Regions from separate parts of the Homo sapiens genome. Here region 2 is linked to region 1. A link is a contact called in ENCODE Hi-C or POLR2A ChIA-PET data. All regions are on one chromosome and are shown on one strand. Each heading gives the region's core, a stretch centred on a gene start or an enhancer-like site at or near the end of the contact. The rest is flanking DNA. Distances are from core to core; before and after follow the strand shown.

What was found. A loop is a pair of places that touch in the nucleus more often than their neighbours do. ChIA-PET counts read pairs that join two places held with the same protein, here RNA polymerase II (POLR2A). Pooled maps may share reads with other maps.
Region 2: a pooled map shows a loop between it and region 1 (2.4-fold over the local background). The contact joins two enhancer-like sites. A Hi-C loop is called at or near these places in 3 of 168 maps with a recorded cell type or tissue (GM23248, aorta and right cardiac atrium), 1 of 37 single-sample maps with no recorded cell type and 2 of 50 pooled maps. POLR2A ChIA-PET finds 5 or more read pairs at or near these places in 1 of 52 experiments (OCI-LY7).

Annotation. Positions count from the first base shown.
Region 1 is chr1:226,564,345-226,571,066 of GRCh38, reverse strand. The region is part of intron 1 of STUM (stum, mechanosensory transduction mediator homolog); the gene reads right to left. Among named protein-coding and RNA genes, the nearest start is that of STUM, 19 kb to the right of the region's middle. RefSeq lists an enhancer at 2,564-3,064. Within about 2 kb of position 2,631, at least 7 of the 41 ENCODE cell types and tissues checked have a DNase peak (open chromatin) inside an H3K27ac peak, as active enhancers do.
Region 2 is chr1:226,818,926-226,825,647 of GRCh38, reverse strand. No RefSeq gene overlaps it. Among named protein-coding and RNA genes, the nearest start is that of PSEN2, 48 kb to the left of the region's middle. RefSeq lists an enhancer at 400-539. Within about 2 kb of position 4,112, at least 19 of the 41 ENCODE cell types and tissues checked have a DNase peak (open chromatin) inside an H3K27ac peak, as active enhancers do.

The DNA.
Region 1 (6,722 bases), core at 1,382-3,881:
TAGAGACAGGGTTTCACCATTTTGACCAGGCTGGTCTCAAACTCCTTTCCTCAAGTGATCCTCCCGCCTCGGCCTCCAAAAGTGCTGAGATTATAGGTGTGAGCCACAGTGCCTGGCCTACAAATTTGCTTTTAAAAATATTTTAATAAGTCTTTTTCAATATCATTGGGGCTTTTAAAGTCTATGTATTAAATGCATTAAAAATGCATTTTTAAAAAAACCATTATTCTGAGAAGGGGTCCAAGGCTTCATCAGAACGCTAAAGGGTCCAATGGCACAAAAACAAGGTTAAGAACCTCTGGATTTAGGTCTCTAATATCTTCTCCCAGGTTCAGCCCTCACCCTTCACATATGAAGGATAAATGATCATTTGTTTGGATGCTGCAGCTCCAGGTGCTGGGGAAGCAGGGAGCTCAAAGAGGCAAGAGCTCTCTGCATGATGCTCCTTGAAGAAAAGCCTGCTCTGGCCAGAAGGAAGCCAGGTGGAGGGAGGTGGCTTGGCCCCTGTGGGGTGGAAACTTCTCTCACCCTGGTGCTGTCTAGTCTAAAACAATGGCGACTGCATCTGTTCAGCCTTCTGAGTTTCTCCACCTGTTGGAGGAACTGTGCTTAGCTTCTTCCCTCTTACTCTGTAGATTTCTATTGTATTTTACAGGGTGGTTTTGGGCATCATTGGTTGCTCTGACACTGCCAATGTGCTTTGGATGATCCCTGTTGCTAAGAAACAAACCTCAGATGTATCTTTAAACACACAGCTCCATAAAAGCACACGCCTCCTGACTCAACTCCATTATGTCTTTTCTTGGGCTGCTGGGTTACACTAACAGCTGTTTTCCAAAGGCCACATTTTGAACCTCAAGGAAATCTCACTGACTGTTCTGCTTACCCAGAGGAGCCACCAGAGCTCCGGGTGACAGCCCTGAGCAGAAAGGAGGGCATCACTCCAGCCTGGAGCCCTGCAAACATCCAGCAGGGGGCTTGTGAAGGAGGGCCTCCAGGGAGGGGCGGGGCTCAGGTTGGGGGCTGAGCTGAGGACAGGAGGAGCCCTGATGTGTGGCAGTCACCCTGAGGGACCAGTGAGCTGTGGGCCTGTCTTGGAGGCTCTTTTTTAGTATTTCTAAGAACCACTGACCTCACCTTACTGCAGAGCAGCTCCAGATTAAAAATGCTTCAAACCAAATCTAACCCTAACTTATCTCCCTGCCAGGCTCTACCCCTCTTCAGTATTTCTACCAGACAGCGCAGATCCCACCATCCCCTCCCAGTCCTGAAGGCAGAAGAGGGTCACGCAGGCAGGCCACAGCTGGGAGTAGCCACTCCTGGCTCTCCCTCTTGTCCCTCAATCCCAGGCTTTGGGGGTACGTTACATTGAGCTTCCCCAGGAGTGTTTCTCAAATGGGGTGCTTTTCAAACAATGCAAGTTATCTGGCCCCACTCCATTTCTGCTAATATTGAGTCAGAATCTCTGAGGGTAGAAGCTGGGGTTTTACATTTTTACCAAGCGTCCCAAGGGATTCTGAGGTCTGAGAACTGCAGTGTGGGACCGCACATCAGCCATGTCCCTGACAAGCTATTTGGCCCCAAAATTACTGAGCACCTGCTACAAGCCAGGTATTGTACCAGCCATGGAGGTGCGGAGCTGAGTGAAGACTCACCCTGTGCTCAACAGGCTCACAGCCTAGTGGCCCTGCTGGGTCACAGAGCATTGGGCCTCTCACAGCTGGAATGGGAGGGCTGGCTTCACCCCAGCACAAATTCTAAGGATAATAATAATAAGGACAACATGTAAGCCTCACTATATATATGTGCAAAGTGCTATTCTAAGACTTTATATGTAATAACATTCAATCTTCAAGAGAGCCCTATGAGATAGGTATGATTATGATCCCATTTTACAGATGAAGAAACTGAGGCACAGAGAGGTTAAGTCACCTGCCTAAGGTCATACAGCCATCATGTGATACCGTTGGATCCAGGAGGTATTCCTTCAGAAAAAAAAAAAAGTCATCCCCAGAAAAGAGACACCAAAACTTGGGGAAGCATGCACGTGTGGGCACATGCATGGGCACAGCAAGGTCCCCTTGTGTGTGGGCACAGCAAGGTCCCCTTGCTAGGGACCCTACAAGGACCTCTGTCTGCCACCCCACCTCCTCTTAACAGTGTGGTCGGCGTTTCTGCTTCTGCTTATCCTTACTTCTAGAGAATAAGAGAGGCCACCCTCATTCCTGGCACCAGGAGCAAGGTCTGTCCCTGGAGCAATGAGGTGTCCTCCAGAGAGCAACGTCGCAGGGGCGAAGCTCCTCACTGCATTTCATGCCTTGGGCCTCCTTTCAAAGCCAAAGTCAAGGGACAAGGGACATGCCTGCTCCTCCCCACAGCTGGGACAGTGGCTGCCAGAGGGGGCAGCAGGCAGCCAGGCACCAGACCTGGCTGTTCTTTGCTCAGCAGGCTCCTTCCCTCTCCTCCTGGCCACCCACCAGCCTCAGTCAAGCTGCCTGCTACTGATGCTTTAAACTTTTTTAAAAAAATTAAATGTGTGTTGAAGGAAGAGGCTGGAGCTGCGCTGCAGGCAGCGTTCTGGTTCCAATTCCCACTCTGGATGGGGCGATGAACCACATTCCTGAAGCTGTCCCTGCCAAATTCCTCTGGACTATTTCAGGGCAAAGAAAAAATGCCTGGGAAGCCCTTGGAGCAGTGCTGATAGGCCCTGAACAACCCACCCCGCCTAGGGTTGACGGCAGCCCTGAACCCGCAGTGGGACTCACAGCCCTCAGCACCCTCGGAATGAGGCCCACCGAAACCTCACTACTCTAGAAGCACAAACTCTTTCTTTTTCAATAAACACACTTGACAAATCACAAATCAGCAGCAGCTGCCGGCCGTTGCCAGAGCCTGCAGAATGGACAGTCTCCTGACCTTTCCCACTGGTGTGAAGTGTGAGACTGTGCATAGTGGAGCTGGTGCTCTGAGTTTTTCTGATTTGTGCAAACTTCTGGATGTGCACTTGTCTTAGGCACATGTGGGATGCCGGTGTGCAGGCTCCCGGGCACGCACATGACCTCTCCCGGGTGTCTCAGGTTTGGCTTCCAAGGAATGGAGATCAGTGCTCAGCCAGACAGGTAGTCTGGTACCTCCTCCTCGGGGTGCCCTGTTCGCATTTCTGACAATACATAAATAATAATGTCAACACAATAGCTTTCTAGTAATTCATAATTCTTTATGATTCATAATTCTATATGATTCAAGCCCCTCAGCTGTGTTCAGGTGTTCAATTAGGCAGCATCTGGTGCCAAATGCGTGACCTGCTCACTAGAGACCCCTCGGCAGAATCATCCATCTCACGCTGGCACGCTTCCACTTTTAAATGCTTTTATTTGTCATTTCTTCTCCAATGTGTGTTTGGCTATTAGAAAATTCTCTGTCTTACCTGTTCATCTCCTCCCTCGATCTCTTTGTATAGCTCATTCTCTGGGAAATAAAGTTTACTGGCAAGCCCCTGTTTGTGAGCCATAACAAATGTCTGGCATCACTGAGAAAAATGATGCTGTTTAGGGCCATCGGGACCATCTACCTCTTCTCATTAAATCTGCTTTCCCTCAACCACTGGCATTCAGGATGAATATAAAACTATTTCTTATTCAATGTTTCCTTACTTTGTTTAATAGCTAATATTGTTGTGTTTCTATTTTCCGTTATTTTCCACTGCAAATGTTCAGCATTTTAGCAGTGTAGTGTGGTAAATGGGCTTTTTGAACGAATCTGGTTTGAGAAAAGAGCCCGCGGGGCCGTCACCACCCGTTGGATAGCTCCAGGACGGACAGTCTTCAAAGGCTTTTTGAAAGCAAGGCTCGGGAAGAGATTTCAGGTCAATCTGGCCTGGACAGGACTGTTGATTAGCAGAGCAGGTGCCCCGGCCTCACCACCCTACTGGCTTCATCCTAGGAACAGGCTGGTCTCCTTCTCCCCCAACCAGATCTACTTCCAAGAAGCCCTTTGTGTCAAGTGTGTTGTTTAGAAATCCAGGTCTCTGTCCTAACATGGATTCTTGGAATCTTATTTGCAGCATTTGCGGGAAGCAGCAATGGAGTTGCTGCCAAATTCACCACCTACCTTCCCCCCAACACTGCATATCAACCTCAGCCTTCAATGTGCAAAAATCCCCACAAAAATCATGTTTATGGAAATTATATTGCCATGGCAACTGTAAAGGTCTCACAAGTATTTTTAAAATAGCAAATTAACAAAACCCACTTATAAAAATCTAAAATCTGTTCCTTCGTAGGAATTACTGATCATACAAGGTCCAGCAAATATAAGATGTGTTTTGTGACATGGTGGCAAAAAGTCAGTTAAAAGGGCTCTTGATCCTGGAATAATTGGGACAGAGGGTTGAATTGGTGAAAGCAAAGTTTGATTTTTTTCTATTAAGAGGTTGCACTTTGAATTTATTCTGGAAAAATGGCACCAAGACCTTCTGGTACAAAAAAAAATGTGGGTAAGAGACCTGAATTGCTGAAATACTAATTTATTACTTTCTATTTTCTCATCACTGATATTATTACCTTCCCCACTCTGCAAGACTATTCCATTTTTAACTCATAGGTTTTTAGCAGTTGCATAAGCTTCTGCCGCTGTGATTTAGCCTGGCTGAATCTCTATTATAAAACCTGCTTCTCAGAAGTCTGCACACAAATCACACAAGAGGGGGAAAAAAATCAGAAGAACCCTACTAGAACCTTTATGCCTTTTAAAAATGTAATTGGCATGGCTATCAAAAGGGATTCTTTCAAGTAGATGATGCACTAATTTTTGGTGTCTTTTGTAAAGACTTAAAACATAATAGGCGTATTTTGATGACTTCTCATAACAAGAAATCATTGGGGGCTTTGACATTTCAAACAGTGGAGGTTCTTTCTGTGAGTGGAGGAAGAGAAATCAAACCACGCAACTGAGGATTCCATTCCTAAGCAAGTGTCATTCTCCAAGGGAAGAGGAACAGAAGAAAGGGTGGTGGGGGACAAAAATGCAAAACGGTAGGTCCTAGGGAGAGGGGAGTACCCTGGACTGAGTAGCGATTTGCTTTCAATATCTTCTGTTTATCACAGAAAGAGTAAGGAGGAATCGCTGGTAAGCCCAGGCACAAGCAATGGGCTGGGCAGCTGTTGCACCTTCCAAAATGAAGGCTCCAGGTGAAAGAGGGAGATGACATTCCGGGAAGGCAGCGATGCTTCCAGCCATCTGGGTTTCTTGGGAGGAGAGCAGGCAGAACCAGGATTCTGCTGCTGGGGAATCCTCTGGGCAGGAGGTGCAGCCCAGAGATCTCTGAGCCAAGCGTGGGCGAGAGACGGGAGGATGGGGGGTATGCAGAACTACCCAGGCAGGAGCCGGGCAGGGAGTCACGCCTAGCACCTTCTCAAGTCTCCACCCCTCCCCCAGCTGAGGCATCTCCTGAGCACCAGAGCCATTTGCAAGCTGGACACCCACACTTTTCAGACGGCAGGAAGCCCTGGCTCCATGTACTGGCTGTTTCAGAGCTTCTAGGAGGAAGACTGTGTTAGAAACCAACATCTTTAGGAAAACCAGGTGGAGGTGGGTGGGATGAGAAGTGACGGTGGGGGAGCAGTAGTATGCCAAGGCTGGTGGTTCAGGACCCCACAGTCTAGTCAGGGGTGCTAAAAACAAACATCTCTGTGTGACCAGGGGGTCCCAGCAGGAAGCAAAGGCTCCCACCCCCAGGGTCTTCATGAAGGAACTATACACAGAGGTCTGGGCAGGATGGGAGGCTGAAATGCTGGTACCCAGCAACAGCAGGAGGCCACTCCCACCCTTGGGCCTGAGGGGCAGGGAGAGGGAAGGCTGTTGTTGGGCGGAGAGGGCTGGGGTAGTAGAAGGGGGCTGTAGAATGGAATTCGTGGTCATAGACAGGAAGTTGGAGGGAATGGGAAACCAATACCCCAAACTCTCCCTCCTTTCCTCCATGCCTACCAGTGCCTCCCATTGGCTAAGACACCTGGAAGCTCGAGGGCAAGGGGACTGGTGATGCAGGCCGTAGAGGTCGGCCTCCTCGGGTCCAGAGCAGGATAGGGAAGAGCAGAAAATGCATGGGGGAGGGCAGGGGAGTGGGAGCCACTGGCCTACCTGTCAAGCCTCCTCCCCTGCCCACCTCTGCTAGGGCAAGGCTTCTTAGTCATTCAGAACCGGAATGCATGAGATGCATCAGGCTAAGCGCTGAGGCTCCCATCAACAGGATGAGCTGGAATGAGAAGCCAGGATTCCAGATCTCAGCCAGCAGAAGCCACACTCTCCTTGAGAAAGGGGCACGTTTCCCAGCTCATTATCACCCAGCAAGTAGGGCTGGGATTCTACTGGGTGCCCTGCAGTGGGCCCTCCACTAGAGGAAGTCACACAAAAAAGGTATAATCAAAGAGATAAGAGTAACCCACATGCTAAGTTAGAAAACTCAAAATTAGAGTGGCAGGTAGACCAGATAATCCAAGAGTAGATGCCTGGTTCCAATGCACGTTCTACCCATCACCCAACCACCAACCCCAGCCATTGCTGACTGTCTTCAGATGCATGTTAAGAATCACACTCTTTTCCCCCCATGATTGGTGGCAGTCCGCTCCCATGATGCTGGGAAGGGAACCCCATGAAGAATAAGAAACAATGAGATGGAAATAGGCCTGGGAGACAAAGCCACTCACCCACTCCCTTCCCTAAGT
Region 2 (6,722 bases), core at 2,863-5,362, 250 kb before region 1:
ACAGGCAGGGGCAGGGCGCCGGGGGCTTTCCTTGGTGGTCATGGGTCAGAACAAGTATGGCAAGAGGTAGATTCCAGTGGAAATGGCACGGCTCTCTGCCTGCATTCAGTCAGCCAATACTCAGCTGGAATCTTCCCCATGGCTACACCAGTTATTAATGACTGGCATCTGTTCAAATTTGTCAGTGTCTTTGCCACATCAGACCAACTGTTGTAATATCAGTTACATATTATTGCCATCACCTTTAACAATAGGTGCACATACACCTGCTGGAAGAGTTGGTTTTTAGTAGGCTGACAGCATTGTCTCTCCCCTAGACTGACTACACAATTCCTTAGGTGAAGTCCTGATTAGATAAGTAAGCAACAAGAGGAAGGGGCCCCAGGTGGGGAAGAACAATGAACAATCATTCTGAGAAACACAAATCAGAATCACAAACAATGGCCTGTTCTGGGGGCACAATGTCCTCATTCAGCACATAGCCCCCTCCAGCACGGCCCTGTAAAATTTCCCTCCAGGCCCCCACCTCTTGGCAGACAGACGCTTCTCTGCTGTGCTGCCCATTGCAACGTTGCAAGGTATTTTCATACTTCCTCTTATAATCCGCCTTTCTTTACCTACAACTGTCTTGGTAAATTCCTTTACCACCTGCGACCATGGCCCCAGCTAGTCGTACCCGTGCCATATTACACTTTAAGAGGTTCTATTCATTGGTTAGCTACCAGCACCTAGCACATAGTAGATGCTCTATGGCACAAATCAGCGTTCATGATGTTGAGCTCAACCGACTGCTAATGCCTGGATGGACTCTGCCAGTTTGCCTCCATGCTTCCCTTTTCCGAGCCTCCATGGTTGACTACTCTCAAAACTGTGACATTCTTTCCTTGCATCTGCCAGACTCAGGTGACCTTGCTGGCTCAACAATGAATATTTTACTGAGCACTTATTATATGCCAGGCTTTGGGGATATGGCAGTGGATAAAATAGTCACAGTTCCTGCCTGCTAAAGTCTCACATCTGAGGATGGAGTTAGGCATTAAACACAGGAGATGAGGAATGTGGATGGAGAAGGATCCAGGCTGTGGGAGCACGTGGGAGACGGATGGGGTAGTCTCCTGGAGGAAGTGATGTTTCAGCTGAAGTATCAGTGAGTTGGGGGAAGGGAAAGGGGACAGGGGAGGTGAGAAGATGAGTAATTCGGGCACAGCAAACAGCCTTTACAAAGACTCACATATGGGAAAGAGTAAGTTGGGTTGGCACAGCAGGAACGGAAGAGGTGGGCCAGAGATGAGATGAGGATTGGGAGCATGGTGGCCAGGGGAACGCACCTTGTAGACCTCTAACTCTGGGCAGCAAAATTGACCAGGGGCTCCTGCCACTCACACCAAAGCCAGGCTTCCCCTAGGGACAGAAATCCTTTGTCGCTAGCTTTGGCTCAAGGATTCCATGGTGGTTTGCTGAACTTTCCTTAGACTTCAGGGTCGGCAGACTACGTCTACCCTCCACTCTCACCTTCCCCTTCCTGTGGGGCCAGACTCACATCACACTGGATGGGTCTCCCAGACTCCTGCAGCTCCCTTCCACATTTCTGTCACAATTTCCCCAGAAAAAACCCTTGCATGCAGGCGTGGTGGCACACACCTGTAGTCCCAGCTACTGAGGAGGCTAAGGCAGGAGAATCACTTGAACCCAGGAGGCAGAGGTTGCAGTGAGCCGAGATTGCGCCACTGTACTCTGTGTCTGCTTCTGGGAGGATCTGAACTAACACAGGAGGCTTTACCCTAATGGTACTGTAAAGCCATTGAAGAGCTTTAAATGAGGAAGTGACATGATTAGATTAAAGCTCAGTCTGGCTGCTGGGTAGAGAATTTGACAGAGGGGACCAAAAGTAGGGGCGGGAAGGCCCATTTGGAGGCTGTTACAGTGATCCAGGTGAGACGGCTTGGAGTAGGGTGTGGGAGAGGAGATTTTAAGCTGTGGTTGAATATGGGAGATACTTAGGAAGAAAAGATGGCACTTGGTGTTGGATTGAATGTGGAGTGTGAGGGAGGAATTGAGGATGATTCTAGGATCCTGGCTCATGGTACAAGAGGGAAAAAGCTAGAGTTTGGGAGTTGTATCCAGCTCTGCTTAGGGAAAAATGCAGAATCTGGCCTGTAGAAAGGTGAGTTCTGTTGTCAGTCAGGATGGCTCACTGTCTTCCCTGCTACCTGGGTGAAACACCCCTTGGCAACACCCACCGCCAAGTTCATGTTCATGTTCATGTTCACCGAACAGCATTCTGATTGTTCATTTGGCCACACAGGTGTTCAAACACCAGGCAGACCCTTCTGGAAAGGAATAGTGCCTGATAAAAAGGAATAAATGAATTCATTGGAATTCCAGTTTATCCGACAATGTCGCCGGTATCTAGTGGTTCCAAGCTAACATCTCCAAGTCTGAGATACTGGCAAGGATGAAGCCCAGACTCTGGTAAACTCACCAGAGGAACTCTGGTCTCAGGGCCTTTGTGTAGACAGCCAGCTGGCCTTCCTTAGAGACACACCAGGGCAGGCTGAATAATGACCCCGAATATGTCCACACCCTGAATCTCTGGAACCTGTGACCATGTTACCATATAGGGGACTGTGCAGGTGTGATTGAGTCAAAGACCTTGAGGTGAGGGGGCTCATCCTGAATTATCTGGGTGGGGCCAATGTAATCTCAAGGGTCCTTATAAGAGGGAGGCAGGAGGATCTGAGAGAGTAATAGGAGATGTGATGACTGAAACAAGAGGGGCCATGCAAGGAAGGGGCCAGGAGCCAAGGAATGCAGAAGGCCCCAAGGAGATGAAAAGACAAGGAAACATTCTCCTAGAACCTCCAGAAGGAATGCCAGCTTGCCCACACCTTGGATTTGGCCTAGCAAAACTGATTTTAAAATTCTGACCTCCAGAACTACAAGAGAATAAATTTGTGCTGTTTTAAGCTACTGAGTTTGTGATAAGTTGTTACATCAGCAGTAGGAAGCCAGTACACTCCAGCTGCACCATCTCACCTTTTTAAAAGACAAGTAGCAGATTAAATATATATATCCCTATTATATTGTATATTATATATAATATATATATGCCTATTTTTTGGCCACAGTAACTAAAATGAGGGAGCCATGTAGAATAAGCATGTGTCATATTTGCGTATGCTTAATATCTTTTGAATAAATTCCTTTCCTATTTTTAGGCACTTCCAGGCCATGCTGCGTTTCCCAGTATCTCTTGCAGCTAGGACACAAACACTTGACCTGGGCCTCCCCACCATCATATGCACCTTAGTGAGAAGGCCCCTGGAGGATTCCTCTCCCAGGGGCTCTGTGGAGCAGTCACTGAGATCTCAGGGGCAGCAGGGGCAGAGGTCCTGGCTGTGGTGTCCCATCTCAGTATCTAAAGTGTGCACCTGCACTCAGCAGTGGTGGGAGGATGATCTGGGTATTGTTCCAGGCTGTAGAGCCTTCAGGCCTGATTTGCTGGCCTTTCTGGAAATCCTGTGAGCCACACAGTATCCTTCTATGAATCTGTTTGCTACTTAATCTTGTACTGTGGATTCTTTCATTTGCCACTAAGAACTCTGACTGATACATACCTTATGGCAAGGTTGTCAGTGTTAGTGCTGGAAGGTGAAGCATTTTGCTTTTCCAGACAGCCAGAATCATTCAGCAAGATCAGGAAATGGAAGCCAAAGTGCACATTAGTTTGTAATTACAGCTGCAGAGCATCCCAGCAACCACAGAACAGCTGGTGCTCTTTAGTCCTAGAGTGGCCGTGGAGGGGGACCATGTCCAGAGAATAAGTGACTATGGGGTTTCCAGGTGGGCTTCAGAAGGGCCCATCTAGGAGAGGTGAGGGATGACTGGCATAGTTTCCTCAGATGCAGGTGAGGGAGGTGCTAGGAGCACTCTCTCAGAGCCACTTTCCCCCAGGGATAGCCAGTTGCTATTTCAGTTTGGGGAGAGGTGCCTGAAGTCCTCCTGGCTTTCCTCTCCCTCCCCTCCCTTCCTGTCCCCTGAGTCTGGGCCAAGAAGGCTCACAGATGAGGAGCCAGATGTGAGCAGAGCCTTGACACACAGCCGCTTCCAGGAGCTCGTGCTCAGCCTGGAACACTGTCAAGGAGATGACAGATGTGCCTTCCTCCTTGGGTCAGCTTCAGATGAAGTCATCCTTTCCCTCTGGACTCTATCAGGATTAGCCGTTGGTATTTCTGAGTCACTTCACAGTTCATACGCACTTTGGAAACCAGAAGTATCGTGTGAAAATCTCTGCAGATGAGATTTTTATCCTGGGCCTTTACTTTTGAGGATGCTCTTGAGACACTGAACCAAGAACATTGACCAGAACATTGAATGTTATTTTGAGGATTTTGAGAATTAAGAAGCATAAAAGAAGGAGAAACACATTGGTGATGAATGTGTTCAGGAGGCCATAGGGGTTGCAGCTACTATAAAATCAAATCCATGCCTCTGAAGTGCTCCCACGCCCTCCGGGGGATGCTGTTTATGAGTTTTCTTGGATCTTACAAGGGGCAAGTAAGATTGCCTCGTCTCACACAGAGCTTCCTTTGAAGAATGCTAATCCTGTGAGGACTTTTCCTTCCATGATATTGTTGAGGAGGAGTTTTCTGATTACCATTGCCTGAAATGGCTTAAGGCTAAAATATCCTAACCCAAAAGTCTTTAGAAAGGGAAAAGTTAAGACCTTGTCAATAATTTATAATCTAGTGGTAATCAATATGTTAGTATTCAATCGGATTGTTTTCAACATCCCTTCAGCAGAACAATTTCCCAAGAAATGTGTGTCCATAATTATGTTTTTATGGGGGAGAGGGGTAAGGACATTCATTGATGAGGAAATTACATTAGGGAGAAACAGACCATTCACAGGGAGCCCTTTGTCGAGCAGAGCAAAGCTGGAAAGCTGTCATAGCGAGGACCCGTCCTTCCTTCCTTGATGGTGTGTGTGTTTTATCTATTACACTGGAAAATGTAGCTCTACAGAGGGTTTGCTCTGAGCATGACTCTATCAATTGAGAGCTCAAGTAGAATTCTGATGGAAACTAAGATTACAATGTAATACAAAACCAGTGACCTGTGTTAATTGTGCGTTGCTGATATGGCTGCAATAAGTTGAATTCATTGCTGATGTGGGTCCAACAACTTGGTGTATGTAGTGAACACAGGAGACCAAGGGCTGTCCTTCTCAACCACGGGCTCCCTGAGTGATGCCCTCTTGTCCCCACAGCCACTCTTCTCTCCCGTGGGAAGATCCCTGTCCCTTCTCATTTCTTGGGCAAGTATATTGCTTTCCCAACATGGGCATTATTGGACAGCTTCTGTACTCCTCAAGAAAACCTAAATATTACTATCTCTCCTGCCTTCCCAAGACAGTTTCTTTCCCCAGAACTGAATTTCAGAGCTCGGTAATCCCTGGCACGGTCTCCATGAGTCCAGATGGGATACACTTTACAGATAGACCTGCACACCCCCTTCTATGCACCTCACTCCCTTGACACTTCTTTTTTGTTTGTTTGTTTTTTTGAGATGGAGTTTCACTCTTGTCACCCGGGCTGGAGTATAATGGCGCAATCTCTGCTCACTAAAACCTCGCCTAAAACCTGAGGCAGGTTCAAGCGATTCTCCTGCCCTGGCCTTCTGAGTAGCTGGGATTACAGGCGCCCACCACCACGCCCAGCTAATTTTTGTATTTTTAGTACAGACAGGGTTTTCACCATGTTGGTCAGGCTGGTCTCAAACTCCTGACCTCCGGTGATCCGCCTGCCTCGGCCTCCCAAAGTGCTGGGATTACAGGCGTGAGCCACCACGCCCAGCCCCTTGACACTTCTTGACACTGTTCAGACCCCACATAACATACATACTTAACTGGGATTACCTGCTTTGCAGGATCTTGCACATAATGTACATACTTGACTGGGATTACCTGCTTTGCAGGACCTTGACTCCTGAAGCTAGGAAATCCCTGGAGACATCTGTAAAGGTCACCAATTAGTTTTCTCCAATGTTGGCTCTAGTTTAATCCCAAATGATCTAACACAAGTGACCCCCACATTTTTTGTTTGTGTCTGCTTTGAGGTGACCCCAGCTCTTCCCGCACCCAAGGAAGCAGGATGTAGCCACTCTTTAATAATCTATAAAATACCAAGAATACCAAAAATCAGCTACTCAGCATTCTGAAAATGATAGCAAACGTTTTGTAAGTACAATTGCAGCAGGGGGACATGGTCACATTAACTCGCATCCTGCTTTGGTACTAACAAAACATCCCCTTTGGCTTTTTGCTTCCTTTCCCTCCCCAAAGGAATTTGCTATTGTTTGTAAATATAGTATACCCCTAACACCAGCTTTATTTAACTCCACTTCACATTTTTAGCCTTTCTGAAAATTCATACTAGGTAGGTTTTACTTTTTTTGAAACAATTCCATTGAGGTAGAATTTACATACAATAAATTGGACTGGTAGGGTCAGGCTCAGAGCACTGTTTTATTTTTTACTTTATTTTTAAAAATTTTTGTGGGTACATAGTAGGTGTATATATTTATGGGATACATGAGCTATTTTGGTACTGGCATGCAATGCATAATAATTAAACCATGGAAAACCGGGTATCCATCCCCTCAAGCATTTATCCTCTGTGTTACAAACAATCCAATTATATTCTTTTAGTTATTTTTTGAAA